Regions from separate parts of the Mus musculus genome. Here region 2 is linked to region 1. A link is a loop called in an ENCODE intact Hi-C map of the cell type or tissue named here. Cell type or tissue: heart. All regions are shown on one strand.

Region 1 (2,500 bases):
TTCTTACCTGCTTCCACTGAGCACATCTGGATAGTCCCAGATGCTGTGTCAGTGTCTGCTGATTAGCCATTGTGTTTCCTTCTGCATCCTTAAGTCCCCTTTGGCATGTAGGCCGTCATAGTCCCAGGGGTTAGAGGACAGAATCTTTAAGGTCATTATTATGCCTGCTGTACTCTTGCCTCTTAGAATTCTGATTTCACAGCCTTTCATATTTACTTAATTGAAGCTTTGAGTTGAAGTCCAGCAAATAAGGGAGGGCAGAAGTTGGCTTTGGTGGAACAGGACGAGGAAGGCTGTGTGGGTCATTTTACATTAGCCCTAGGTCACCTCCAGAGAATGAGGAGATGTCACAAAGTCTGTCCAGAGAACCACCTGCTGAGTAAAGTCCAAAACCTTGTTCTGGCCTCACTGGCCGTCCTGACCTCATTTTCTGCTAGCAGTGAACTAACCTGACCTCACCCCGGTGTCAAGTCCTGGCCTAAGTGGAGGGACATGTGCCCACAAACGTGTATGTGCACGTGTGTGTGTGTGTGTGTGTATGTGTGTGTGTGTGTGTGTATGAGGTCTGCTTGTGTGCACATGAGATGTGTTTTTAGACTCATAGTCATCTGCTTGTTCACTGATGGCAGCTGGTAGGAGAAAAATCCTCCCATCTTTCCAAAACCACTCATGGTTGGGACCCCTGGAAGCCCAGAGGCAGAGGCCACCAGGGAAGGACAGACAGACAGCACACTAACAAATGTGCTGTTTCAGTAGAAATGGTTGAACACAAAGGCACAGGCAGATGGAGATAAAAAGTGCTTACCTTAGCTTTGCAGTTTGGAGAAGTTTCCGGAAGGATTAATCACTTGGTGGAATTAGCAATACAGAAGAAGTTGGGGATAATCTTTTTTTTTTTATTAAAGATTTTATATATGTGAATATACTGTCTTCAGACACACCAGGAGAGGGCATTAGATCTCATTACAGATGGGTTTTGAGCCACCATGTGGTTGCTGGGATTTGAACTCAAGACCTCTGGAAGAGCAGTCAGTGCTCTTAACCGCTGAGCCATCTCTCCAGGCCGGGAATAATCTTAAATTCAGAATGTTAAGGAAGAATCAGCTGCTTCCTTTCTTCCTCTCTCCTTTTCTCTTTTCCTTCCCTCCATATAATGTACGTATCCACACATACATAGGCACAGACACAATACTATACTACATATTCTCTCTCTCCCCCTCTCTCTTTATCTATCTATCTATCATCTATCTACACACACAGACACACACAGACACACACAGACACACACAGACACACACACACATATATATATACCATACCATGAGCTATATACATGGCATAGTATGGCATAGTACAAAAGATCTATTATAATTTTTCTGATTTCTTCTAGCTTTACATTATCTCCGAGTATATAAATATTCAGTAAATGAAAACTTACATATGGCCAGGCCTACTGTTTAAACTAATCTGGACCAAACGCCTGTGTCCCGGGAGGACACTGCAAGGAGAGAGCCGGCCGCTCTGATTTCTGCCAGCAGAGGGCGCTGCCGGACAGCTCTGTGGGGCTCCGCGGAGACTATGCCTCCAAGACACACCACCCGTAAGACAAGAGGCAGTAGGAAGGAAAACGGCTAAAATCCATCTCCTGACCTCAGAGGGAAAACTGAACTCCCTGAGAGAATTTTTCAAAGCTCTCCTGGCTTGCCCTATGTAACCAGGGAGTAGAAGCTGTCCCCTCACCTAACACCAGGAGAACCTTTAAGGAAACCACCTTCCCATATTCTGTGGGGTCTGGAATCTGGCTGACATCTGAAAAGCTGGCCTCATTCTGGGAACTGTGCCTCTCCAACTGGTGACCACCTTTTGGCATTTAAAGCTGAAATGCCACCCCTTCCAGGGATCCCCTCTCCTGACACCCCGAAGTTGTCCCTCCACTGTGGTTCTACACTAAGTATTTTGAGATGCTGTCCCAATATAAATTCGCAGTTGATTCTGAGATTGTTAAAGACAAGGATGGTGGGTTTTGGCATGTTTAATCTTTTTCATAGGAACACACGCACACGCGCACGCGCGCGCGCGCACACACACACACACACACACACACACCACTAAATGAATAAATTTTTAAAAAATCAGAATCATTTATAATCCAATTCTTCTTTTTAGTACTATAAAAGGACCAAGAGTTTCTCCCTTGCCTGCTCAGCCAATCCTACTTCCATTGACAATGCTAAGAAAGCGATCTGATTCCTCTTTGTGCACTCATGCACACACACACACACACACACACACACACACACACAAACACACACACAAACACACACACTCACTCACACACTTCCGTAATTTATTCCGTGTGTCTTCATCTCAGTTTCCATTTTCACTTAATCTTGAACATCTTTTGTATAAGTGTGCATGCTAAGTTGTAATTTGGTGACAGTATGCATGTGTGTATATAAACGTGTGTGTGTGTGTGTGTGTGTGTGTGTGTGTGTGTGTG
Region 2 (2,500 bases), 90 kb after region 1:
AAACTGTAGCGCGCACATTATTTGGTGGATCGTCCTAGACTAGGTGTAGCCCTCAGTTTCACCTTGACTTTAGAACCTGGGCGCAGTGTATTCATAAATAAAATACATCTTAAAAAAAAAAAACAAAAAAAAATGGCTTAGCTCATGGAGTCCACTCTCAGCTTGCAGAGGATAGAGAGGTAGGGAATACATAGATAGGAAGGTTGGACAAGATAGTAAAAAAAAGTCAGAACATTTAGAAATGAAGTCTAGTTTTAGAGAGGCTCTGCTGTGTAGATCTCCAGAAGGACCTGCTTAATTGCTTTTCCTACCTGGGTTCTGAATATAAGCAGAGAAAATAAAGCCAGCCAAACCCACTGCAAACTGCAGCCTTTACAGTGTGCCGGGAGGCAGAGCGGGTAAAGGGCTGAGAAAGAGAAGGTAAGGCTGGGCATGCTGGTCTTTAATCCTAGCATTCGGGAGGCAGAAGCTAGCCTTGAAAAGTACTTTCCTGTTTTTTGTTTGTTTTGTTTTAAGTAAATGTTCGCTGAAAACTTTTTGGGTTTTTTGGTGATTTATTTCATCTTATGTGTAGGAGGATTTGCCTACATGTGTGTATATGCATCTTGAGTGGTTTTGGTGCCCAAGGAGGTCAGAAGATGGTGTCAGATCCCCTGGAACTAGATTAGAGATAGTTGTGAGCCACAGTGTGGGTGCTGGTAGTCAAAGCCAGGTGTAAGACAGATGCTCTTAACAAAGCCTGCTCCTTATGCTTTCTCTCTTCTGCTGGCCTGTCACTGAAGTCCTATCAGCTGCACACTATCTGATCTGGAGTGTGAAAAGTGTCAAATTCAGCTTCTTATTACCTACAGTGCTGGTTACTGCTGCCTTAGCTGGCTAATAAGAGCAGACTTTAACACTTACATTTCTTCTTGTGTGAAGGGAGGTGTGAGGGTGTGTGTGTGTGTGTGTGTGTGTGTCAGTGTTGGGTAGCTTCCTCTGTGTTGCTTTCCACTTTACCTAATTTTTAAAAATTGTTTTATGTGTATGGGTGTTTTGCCTGTATGTGTACCTGTGTACCACTTGCATGGCTGATGCCCTTGAAGACCAGAAGAGAGCCTTAAAACCCTTGGAACTGGAATCACAGATGATTGTAAGGCACCATGTGGCTGCTGGAATGAAACCCTGCATGATCTGGGAGAGCAGCCAGTGTTCTTAACCAGTGAGCCATCTCTTCGAGCCTTTTATTTTTTGAGACCAGGTCTCTTACAGAATCCAGAGCTTGTTATCTGGACTATGTGGCCAACAGGCTCCCAGGAATCAGCCCACTTCAGTCTGCTAAGTGCCAGGACTGCAGGCACAAAGTGTCCAGTGTTGTGGTTTGATGTTTGTATGTGTGCTCAGGGTTTCTGTCCACAGGCTTCAAGCTCTTTACCTCCTCTTCAGCCCCCTTTGTAATTCAGTGGAGCCAGGCTACTTACACTTCTAAGCCAGAGCTTAAGAAACAGAATTGCCTCACTTGTGTAGGTTTGCAAAGCTCGGAAAAGCCCTTCACTTTTACTATAGTAGCTAATTATTACTGAGTTCTAACTAATAACATTCCTAAGTACTTTGCTTTTTTTTTTTCTCATTTAAATCCTATTTTATAAACAACCTGCTCAAGGCTACATAGTTTCAGGACATCCTGTAGGATATCAGTTGTGTTATTTTGACTACAAGTTAAAAAAAATATGTCTCAAATCATCTTAAATAATACATCTAATTTTTACATAACAATACATGATAAAATGTTCAGGATTGACCAGCTTGTCAGAGTGAGAGTCCTGGATGCTGACCTCTCCTAGCTTTCTCCTCAGAGCTGCGAGATGGTTGCTTCATAAGAGAGCGTCTAAAGACCCCAGGGAAGGGGTGTTCCCTTCATGCGTTTCTTTTTATGTGCTCAGAGCGCCATTGCTGAGCAGCTCCCCAGCAGACTTGTCTTGCTCCATTTACCAGAGCTGAGTTACTTGACTGCTAGCAAACCAGCTGCCGGAAGTGATGTGAATGCTGGGTGGGCTGACCCAATAGCAAAGCAGCGCCTCACTGTTTTCCTGGTACCGAGGAATTAGTTTTCTTGGCAAGGAAGATGGAGGAACTGGCTGTTGTTAAACAACCAGTAATCTGGGGCCTGGAGAGATGGCTCAGCGGTTAAGAGCACTGACTGCTCTTCCAGGGGTCCTGAGTTCAGTTCTCAGCAACCACATGGCAGCTCACAACCATTTGTGATGAGATTCGATGCCCTCTTCTGGGGTGTCTGAAGACAGTGAACTTTCATAAAGCAAACAAACAAAAACCAACGAGTATCTGCATTTGAGCTCTTCTAATTTCGTGATAGCCATTTGCAGTGAACTAGCCGAGTTCTGAGGAATCGGATGACTTACTTGAAGTTGTAGTGTTGTGCAAAGTGGGTAATTATGAGTTTCCATACCAAACCAGGCTTTCTGATCTAGTCCCTGCACTTATTGATTTACTGATATGGTTC

The links. Peaks named below come from ENCODE experiments on the same cell type or tissue, not always from the same donor. Only the 100,000 strongest peaks of a DNase experiment are listed, where the experiment ranks them.
Region 2: a loop joins it to region 1, with 2.6 times the contacts of the local background. A loop is called at or near these places in 4 of 42 quality-filtered maps.

The regions. Positions count from the first base shown.
Region 1 is chr7:97,423,494-97,425,993 of GRCm38, forward strand. No RefSeq gene overlaps it. Among named protein-coding and RNA genes, the nearest start is that of Gm32945, 6.1 kb to the left of the region's middle. In heart, a CTCF peak has its summit at 1,533 (motif pointing right); a DNase peak (open chromatin) is centred at 1,538.
Region 2 is chr7:97,513,709-97,516,208 of GRCm38, forward strand. The region is part of intron 12 of Ints4 (integrator complex subunit 4); the gene reads left to right. Among named protein-coding and RNA genes, the nearest start is that of Ints4, 34 kb to the left of the region's middle. In heart, no CTCF peak of the experiment used is centred here; a DNase peak (open chromatin) is centred at 1,243; H3K27ac peaks cover 349 bases.